Regions from separate parts of the Homo sapiens genome. Here region 2 is linked to region 1. Evidence: chromatin loops called from intact Hi-C (ENCODE). Cell type or tissue: OCI-LY7. All regions are shown on one strand. Region 1 overlaps ULK4 (unc-51 like kinase 4). Region 2 overlaps ULK4 (unc-51 like kinase 4).

Evidence for each region. Hi-C counts contacts between places; a loop is a spot of excess contacts. Peaks named below come from ENCODE experiments on the same cell type or tissue, not always from the same donor. Only the 100,000 strongest peaks of a DNase experiment are listed, where the experiment ranks them.
Region 2: a loop joins it to region 1, with 1.9 times the contacts of the local background. A loop is called at or near these places in 1 of 110 quality-filtered maps.

What each region holds. Positions count from the first base shown.
Region 1 is chr3:41,579,595-41,584,594 of GRCh38, reverse strand. All of the region lies in intron 31 of ULK4 (unc-51 like kinase 4), which reads left to right. Among named protein-coding and RNA genes, the nearest start is that of ULK4, 380 kb to the left of the region's middle. In OCI-LY7, no CTCF peak of the experiment used is centred here; a DNase peak (open chromatin) is centred at 2,674.
Region 2 is chr3:41,412,025-41,417,024 of GRCh38, reverse strand. All of the region lies in intron 34 of ULK4 (unc-51 like kinase 4), which reads left to right. Among named protein-coding and RNA genes, the nearest start is that of CTNNB1, 220 kb to the right of the region's middle. In OCI-LY7, no CTCF peak of the experiment used is centred here; no DNase peak of the experiment used is centred here.

The DNA.
Region 1 (5,000 bases):
TATTTCTTGGCCAGGCATGGTAGCTCATGTCTCTAATCCCAGCACTTTGGGAGATCAAGGAAGGAGGATCACTTCAGCCCAGGGGTTGAAGATCACTGGGCAATATAGTGAGACCTCATCTCTACTAATTAATTAATTAGCTGAGCATAGTGGCATGCACCTATGGTACCAGCTACTTGGGAGGCTGAGGCAGGGGGGTCACTTGAGCTTGGGAGGTGGAGGTTGCAGAGAGCTGAGCGCACACCACCGCACTCCAGCTTGGGTGACAGAGTGAGACTCTTTCTCAAAAGAAAAAAGTTATTATATCTTCACTAAATGTTATGATCCATAGTTCAGAATTGCTTCATTAATTTATCCTTTATATTATTTTTCTCTCTTTAGATCTTAATACAAAGTTAGAAGACAGGGATTGATTCATGTCTGGTCTTTGTATAATCTTCTCCCAATCTCTTCTCCCACTGATACCATTCTTTATAAATCAGAGGTTTTTCTCATTAAGTCCTCCAGTTTCTAATAGACTCAATCAAGATTTGGCCCAGAGAACCACTTAATTAGTGAATTGTGATTTCAGTTAGACTTCTAGCCTTCTCATCATGACACTTTTTGGAAGCAAATAGGTTTTGGAAAGAATCTTTAAAACACTGTCTGCATATATGACAGGTGCTTCTGTTCTCTGCAGAGACCAGAGCTGTAGCCATTTCTGTCTTCCTCTGCTCCATCCCACATTTGTGTACCTTTTGACAGATTGCATGATTGTTTACAATTCACCATGCCATACCCTAGGATCCACATCTAGATGGCTTTGCAAGAGCATCCTGTTAGAAGCAAATAGTCAAGCAGTTCTGGTCAATTATAACAAAGCACTCCAAACATGGTAAAAGTCCATCGAAGAGTGGGAGTGGAGGATGAGCATGAGGAGGCCATGGCCTGAGGAGGTGAGGTGACTGGGAGCATAGGACAGATCCATACCTGAGGTGTGCATGATTCTGGCTGCCCTTTTGAGAGGCTGGTATAGAAGGAGCTTCCTGGCCTAACATCATCTCCCTGGCAGGTAATATGTTACTGTTGAGTGAGACTATAATTATAGTATAATGCTTTCCTTACAAATATAAATATAAAACGAAGTATTCATCCCTCTGAATGGTTACTTCCTGATAGCAGAATGGGTAAAATTTTAGATGATCCATCTCTTATTAATCCCACAGAGATTCATAGTGGAAAATAAATGAGACTTATTTATGCTTGCAAATCAAATTGCCGTAAAAGGTTATTTCAATAGAGAGAGGCAAACTCATAATAAAATAATTTAGTAAAAATGGGAGCTAAGAGCATGTTTAATGGAACATGATTAGATTTAATTTTCTTACTATTTCCATCATTAAAGCTCCATTATCTTTTCTGAGACCTCATTTAGGCTTCCTGCCACACCGCAGCTCTGAGGCATTTCTGGGGAGCATATAGAAGCCTGTGAGTTCCATTAAAAAACAAAAATAGCTAATAGTACTCTGTTCTTTCATTTCTGCTGTTTGATATCAGTGTCTCACATTCAGAATTTCATATATTCCCTCTCCCACCCCATCTCTTGAAAGCCATAAATATCATTACCTAAGAGCTTTCACAAAAAAGAAGTTTGATTCTAAAGTTGAAAACAAAAGTAAGACTTATTGATGAATGTTTCTAAAGTGCAGAGGCTCAGAGGGTTCTTAAGAATGCATCTAGTTATCCCTTTGCCTTCAGGCATATCTACAACTAAATCATATTTGTAGACAATAATAGAATCAGTAATAGTACTAACCTTTTATGTTTTGTAGCACTTGAGAAATAGGAGTAGTTAAGAATCCACACACTTTAAAAACTTCCAGAAAATATTTCCCCTGGTTTATTGTAACTAGGGAGAGGGTGCTGGCCTTTCCAACCAGAGAGGTAGAGCCTAGTTATTTTGGTTCAGTTTGAAATCAATGCCCAGAAGCCAACAGGGCCGTGTGAAAGCAGAAAGCAAGGTGATGAAGGCCTCCTCAGAGATGAGTTGAAGAGCTCCAGGAAGCTGGCAGCATAGGCTCTATGGGGCTGACCATGAGGCTGACGTACCTCTGCTTCTGCTTGCTCTATGCAGACATAATATAGGTGATATCTCTGATTTATAATGACAGTGTATTTCTAGTTTGTTTTTAATCCCCCGAATTCAAAAGAAATTAATATCCTAGGTACTTATTAACCGAGTGTATTAGTCTGTTTTCACGTTGCTGATAAACACATACCCAAGACTGGGTAATTTATAAAGAAAAAGAGGTTTAATGGACTCACAGTTCCACATGGCTGGGGAAGTCTTACAATCATGGCAGAAGGCGAAAGACACATCTTACATAACAGCAGAGAAGGGAGAATCAGAGGACCAAACGAAAGCGGTTTCTCCTTACAAAACCTTCAGATCTTATGAGACATATTCACTACTATGAGAACAGTATGGGGAAATTACCCCCATGATTCAATTATCTCCCACTGGGTCCCTCCCAAAACACGTGGGAATTATGGGCACTACAATTCAAGATGAGATTTGGGTGGGGACACAGCTAAATCCTATCACCAAGATTAAGTGTTCATTGCAGAAGTTCTAGCCAGGTGCTCACAGTAATAAGCCTCAGTGTGCCTTTGTCACTTCCCATTTCACTCAACCGCAAGACCTTTGTCTCATCTCATCTGTGCAGCCACAGTCTTTGCTCCTCTCCAAGTTCATGACCTCTCCGAGTCTGCTGGTTCTTCTGGCCCAGATCATTTGCATCTCCTTCCTAATACCTCTCAGCTCACTCTAGCCTCTCTCCTGGTATGCCTTGATTAGCACATGGCACTGCTCCTTAGCCTGTTGCGTTTGTCTGACCTACCATGCCCTGGATGGGAAACTCCCAAATGGCTCATGTCTGGGTGTAGGTTTGGGACCAGTGTAAGGACCTGGGGTGGGCCTGGCCTAGCCTGCTGTTCATATAGATTGTCAAAGAAATGACATTCAATTGTGTGCAGTGGAGATTATTTTTTTTAACTTTTTTCAAAATAGTCTATTTTCTGTGATACAAGGATGTTAGCAGGGAAGACTATTCAAAATGATGAAAAACCAACAAATTGTTCACATATTATTTTGTAAAGGGTTTATTGGAGATCTATGTGTATATATGTTTGTGTTTTAAATGTATACAAGTTCTCATTAAAACCTCTTGTTATTTTTATGTTGGAGCTTAGCTATAATCCATTCATTGTGTCCAAATGGGTCCTCTGTTTTTTCCATTCTATATGGCAAAACCCTATGATTGAGAAGGTAAACGTACTCTCTGCCTGCCTCCCCACCCACCTACCCTGGCCAATATTTGTGTGATGAAGTTGGACTTTATGGTAACTTAGCTAGATTCTGGTATATAGGATTCCTTGGGGGAGTGAAGAAAGATAGGCTTCTGAGGATTTTTTTTTCTTGCTATATGTTACAATTTTATATTGTTCTTGGGTTGATTAGTGTATATTCTGGGAAAGGGTGAATGGGGGATGCCAGTCTTGTGCTAAAACTTGTATTTGAATGATCTTTGCCTTAATCCACAAATAAAACTGACATTGTGCAGAACTGTTTTGTTTGAATGTAGTCATAAAGCTTAGGAATTGTTAAAATTTGACATTATTTAACCTCTGATTCAAATATTCTCCCTGTGTGGTCTTTCCTGGGAGTAATTTGGAAAAATACAGCATTGGGTTTAGCATCAAAGAATGTTAGGGCAGAAAAGGGCCTTGGAGGTTAGCTTGAGTCTTCAGAAGATCACTTCTCTCCCGGCATCCTTGTGTGCATCTGGAGGCTGCAGTGCCCTTCCCTGCTGCTTGCTTCTGGGTCGGGCTCCCAGCTGTGCACCCGGATGAGGCAGCTGATGCACAGTGATGCAACTGGCTGCTCTAGTTGCTATAAGGACAGGGCTTGTCACTCGTATGGTTTTACACAACATGTTTCCATCTGCCTAAAGTTTTACCTCTTTTTCTGTCCTTAATGGATCTGGTGACAGTGATTTGGATGCCGTGGTTCAGAGTCGTTGCTGTTGGCATTTTTCTCTCTGGGGGTGTCCCTAGCCCTGATGTAGTAGAGCCTACATTGTGTTGAACCACAGAGTATGGGGAAATGAAACTATCCAAATTTCAATATATAGATGATTTCTTATGCCTCCCAAACAGGTTTTTTTAAAAAAAAAAAAATAAATAATTGGTTTAACTTGTTATTTGTGCCCTGAGAGATAAGATTCTAAGATTATCTAATAAGATTGGCTAATAATGATATCAGAATGGTGCAGAATGATGTATGGATGTTCCTGAAGCTCAGGGACGTCTCCTAAAGACCAGCACCCCCTCTGTGCTCAACCCCTATAAATACAAGCTCATGACAGCCGCTTGTCTGTTGTCATGCACAGCGGCAGAAGGATTCTGTACCAGCCAGTCAGCCTGAGGGGATGGCACATCTAGTCATTAGCAGCTAATCGAAATTCACATGCAAAAGAGGCTGTGACACCGTTACTCTGTGTACTTTGAGTGGGTGGCCAGGTGGGAGTATGGCAGCAAGAAAGCAGTCCTCACACGTGTGCTCCATGAGTCAAGAAATGCCTTGAAGTGCCTGGAGTTAGAGTGAAAGGGAAAGATTGCACTTGCTTTTCTGCTCCCTGTCTTTGGGTAATGGCATGCCAGGAAAACACAAGGGCAGCAACAGAGCTGCTGTCTGTGCACGTCTCTCCAACATGCGGGTCAGCAGGTCTTTTGACTCACTCTTAGCAAAAAATATTAGTTCCAGGCCGGGCGCGGTGGCTCACGCCTGTAATCCCAGCACTTTGGGAGGCCGAGACGGGCGGATCACGAGGTCAGGAGATCGAGACCATCCTGGCTAACACGGTGAAACCCCGTCTCTACTAAAAATACAAAAATTAGCCGGGCATGGAGGCGCGCGCCTGTAGTCCCAGCTACACGGGAGGCTGAGGCAGGAGAATGGC
Region 2 (5,000 bases), 170 kb after region 1:
TGGTGCTCCTCAAGGGCTGTACCATGGCATCCTTTTGGTAATGTTCCTATCACATGTACATTTCAGTGCACTTTCAGCTGAGCAGAGGATGCCCATCAGGGTGTCCTACCCCCGACTCTCCTTCATGAAATGCTTTAATTCCTTATTCTAACTCTAGTCTCTTTCATGCCCAAATGCTGTCTCATTTGGACAAATTTGGGTCCCCCTTTCTCCCTCCTTTTCCTCCTGGGTAATTAAAGTAGGTACATTGGTCACGTGTTTCCCTGTTTCACATGGGGCATTTCAGGCCCTGTGTTGCAGCTCTGTCTTTCCCACAGGCATCCCTACTGCCTTACTCAGGCTGTGTTTCCTAATAATTTTATTGTGGATCTCTTTTCTCCTTTTCTTTTTCCTGCCAGCACTATAGTAAACCTCTGTAGTATCACTAAGTATTGCCTATGTCACTATGGAAATTTGATCATTTTTCTGTTGTAAAGTATTCAAAGGGAAGAGCCACTAGAAGCAAATAGTTTTGTTTTGAGGGGTATAGCAGTTGAAAAATCAAATGCTTCAAAGAGGCCTTTTGTTACATGACGGCGTCATTCTAGGCATGAAGAAATTGGGAGGGTGAGGACCCAGGAGAGTCCCTGCCAGGTTAAGCTCTGCTCAGTGCTTGCCACAATGTAATGAGGACCTGTGGTGGTCACTTCTGATTTTACAGAAAAAAATAGGAAATACGAGATTTTATGTGAAATATTCCAATTTTTAAATGTTGGAAACTGATATTAAATCTTTAAAAATACCAGACCAAGTAAAACAAGTCTGTGGGGACAAATTTGTCCCAGGGCCTACCAGTTTACATCTTCTCTGTCAGGTCTTGAAACTCTTGTCCTAGACCCAAATCCTTTTATTTATGTGTTTAACACAGTGTTCCTATTGTTACTGCTGTATCAGCGTGGTCATTTCTATAGAAATGTGTGACTTCTCAGTGTGATTTTATGAAGATCGTATAGCCACATTTTTTCCTAGAGGGGAGTTACTTTATGAAAGTCATTGGAACAATAATGTTTGACATATAAAAATTCACATCATTTGCATTACTTGAGGGTATCTCTCTTTTCTCATTCTTCTTTTGCTCCGGATCACTTGCCATTGGGGTCTTTTCACTGACACACTTATTTGGCACATTATTTGCTGGGTGCTGTCTACCAGGTACATAAGACAGGCGGAGAGTCGGCTTCCATGGGCTGAGACAAATGAATAGACATGGTCATTTCTAGGAGTGACGAGTGATCTGAATAGTGAAGAGGAAGAGGTCTTACTGCATTGAAGAGTGGCTTTGGTGTTGGGAAAGGCAGAGTGGGAATAAGATGAAGATCTTTATATTAGGAGGCCAGGGAAGAACTCTCTTAGGAGGTGACCTTTGAACTGAGCCGTGATTTATGTGGAGGCACCCTTTTGAAAATAGGCAGTGAATACCCCAGGCAGAGGAGATTGCAGATGCAAATACCCTGAGCGGCACCGTGCTTGATAAGTTTAGAGGAGTGAGGGAAGGCCAGTGTTTAGGCTTAATGAGCAAGGGGCAGAGGTGGGGTGCTGGTGAGATGGGGAAAATGGATTGTAGGGGCACAGGTTTGTAGGGGCACAAGATTGTAGGAGCATAGTGGAGCATTGGTTACTTCTTGGGTGGCTGTCTCAAACCCATGTCTCTCATCCAGTGGTGACAGAATCCACCTGAATGTCTAAAGTAGGGAGAGCAGAAAAGACAGGATCAGGCCAGAGCTTTTCTACAGAACTCAGCATCCTAGCATTCACTGTTAACACATTTATCCTCTGTGGTTTCCGAAACCTTGCTGCTTCAGTAGAATTGTTTAAATCTCCTATTTTGACTTTTTAAATGAGTGATGCTTTCCGCTTCTTTTGTTATTGACATGAAACTGTCCGTTCATAATGTACATGGAAAGAGCCTTAGGAAAGTTAATTAGGGCAGTGCAGGAGGCCCAGAAGGCAAGGTTGAGCTTACCTATCTGTGATTTTCAACTTGTTTTTACATTTCTTTTTTAACACCCTGGTACTCTATTCTGTGATATGTGGACTCAAAACTAAATTAGTAAAAATGGTGGCAGGTTTTCTGCCTTCTAAATTCCCACATTTAAAAATATAGTGTACCTGGGATCAAAGGAGACCAAGTATCCTTCTCAAGAGAAAGGGGACGGTGTCAAGGCCCTGCGCAATAGTGTTTCCTTGAGCTGTGTCATCTGGAATTACCACCATTCATCAGCTTAATGATATTTTCTGCTGCCTCTTCAGCTGAGTTTGGGCAGGAGTGATATATGAAAGTGAAGTGGAACAGTATTGGTGGCCTAATGGGAAATCTTTTGTTAAAGGTGTCCTAACAAAATAGACGAGTCTATTCTTCAAGTGCTTTTTGGTAGTATAAAAGTAAGTGATTATTTTTTTCTTTCTTGGCTAGTTAATATCTTTTCTGAAAGTAAATATTTTTCATATACTTTTTGACAAAGCACTGAACCAGGCATTATTTTTAAAATAGAATATAAAATGTGAAAGATTTTGAAATGCATTATATTGTGTAGATTGGATAACGGAAAGTAAATACAACACAACTGTGATTTTAAATTGTTGTAAAACAGTTTTTAAAATTCAAATGTAAGTTTACTATGAAGTATTTCCAAGTTGTATGTGTGTATTCACTTATATATCATCTCTCCCATAAAGCATTTGAGGTGGCTAATAAGAGTGCTTGCAATAAAGTTAGGTTTGACAGAAAATACAAGATGCCGAATGGATATAGTTTTTTGTTTGTTTGTTTGTTTGTTTGTTTTTGAGATGGAATTTCGCTCTTGTTGCCCAGGCTGGAGTGCAATGGCACGATCTCTGCTCACCGCAACTTCCGCCTCCCAGGTTCAAGCGATTCTCCTGCCTTGGCCTCTCGAGTAGCTGGGATTACAGGCATGTGCCATGCCTGGCTAATTTTGTATTTTAAGTAGAGACGGGGTTTCTCCATGTTGGTCAGGCTGGTCTCGAACTCCTGACCTCAGGTGATCCGCCTGCCTCGGCCTCCCAAAGTGCTGGGATTACAGGCGTGAGCCACTGTGCCCAGCCCCAAATGGACGTACTTATACTAAAAATGATTTTTTTATCTGAAGTTCAAAGGTATCTGGGCGCTCCTTTTTCTAAGTCTGGAAACCCCAAATAAAGTGGGAAGCATGAAGAAAGCAATGGAAATAATATAGGGTGAAGTTTCTAGAAAAAGGAGTCTAATATAATTACCAAAGTTGGGCCATAGTTTTGATTTGGGGAGTTCTGGTTCCCAGACAAAAAAGAAAATATAATTATTTATAAGATGTACATTGCCCAGAAAGGAGGAGGAAAAGAAAACAAAAAAGACGGTTCCATGGGGCAAGAAAGATTTTCTGGTTAAGGGTTTGAAAGAATACTTTTTTATGGATCTCCATTAAAGGTACACTTTGTGATGAGGAGGGTAATGGTGGTAATATCTACTTTTTATTGAGCATTTTATTAACTAGACAATGACTTTTGAACTATTTTTAATTTAGATGAAGTCAGTTTTATCAATTTTTCCTTTTGTCATTCATTCTTTTGCAATTATGCCTATTAAACCTTTCCCCAATCCAAGGTAAAAATATTTTCTCCCATGTTTTCTCTTAGAAATTTTATAGTTTCAGCTTTTATATTCACGCCTGATATGGCTTGGCTGTGTCCCCACCCAAATCTCATCTTGAATTTTAGCTCCCATAATCCCCTCATGTTGAGGGAGGGACCCAGTGGGAAATAATTTAATCATGGGGGCAGTTTCCCCCATACTGTTCCCCTGGTAGTAAGTCTCACGAGAGCTGATGGTTTTTTAAGGGGAAACCCCTTTCACGTGGCTGTCATTCTTCTCTTGTCTGCTGCCTTGTGAGATGTACCTTTCACCTTCCGCCATGATTGTGAGGCCTCCCCAGCCATGTGGAGCTGTAAGTCCATTAAGCCTCTTTTTCCTTATAAATTACCCAATCTCTGGTATGTGTTTATCAGTAATGTGAGAACAGACTACTACAAGGCCTTTTATCCTTTTCCAGTTTATTTTGTTACATGATGCAAGGGCAAGGTAAAAGTGTATGGCTTTGCATATTTAAGCATTTTTTGAAAATGTATTCTCTTGGCCAGGCACAGTGGTTCATGCCTGTAATCCCAGCACTTTGAGAGGATGAGACAGGTGGATTACTTGAGGCCAGGAGTTCGAGACCAACCTGGGCAACATGGCAAAACCCCGTCTCTACTAAAAATACAACAAATTAGCTGGGCTTGGTGGTGCATGCCTGTAATCCAGTTACTTAGGAGCCCGAAGCATGAGAATCACTTGAACCTGGGAGGCAGAGGTTGCATTAAGCAGAGATTGCGACACTGCACTCCAGCCTGGGCAACAGAGCGAGACTCTGTCTCAAAAAAAAAAAAAAAAAAAAAAAAATTCAACTGCATTGCCATTGACCTTTATCAGAAATCAGTTGACTTATGTGAGCCTATGGGCTCCTCCTCAGATTTGCTTTGGCTATTCCATGTTCTTTACATTTCCATATGAAACTTTGACATGGCTTGTCAATTTCTACCAAAAAAAAAAAAAAACTTGGGGGATTTTGTATTGAGATTGTGTTGAATCTACAAAGTAATTTGGGGAAAATATTGGGAACAACATCAAGTTAACTAATGAACAAGGTATAGCTTTCCATTTATTTAAGTCCTTTTTACTTTCAGCAATATTTTGTATTTTTCATGCACATGTCCTTCATCCTGTGTCAGATTTATCCCTAAGCATTTCAAATTTTTTTATGCTATTATATTGGTATTGTTTTAATTTCAATATCTGATTGGTACTTACGTGAAAATTGCAATAGATTTTGTGTTTTTTTCCTTGAATCCTGCAACTTTGTTAAACTCACTCGTGGACTCCAGTACCTTGTTTGTTAATTACATCTGATTTTCTACATACAGGATCAGAC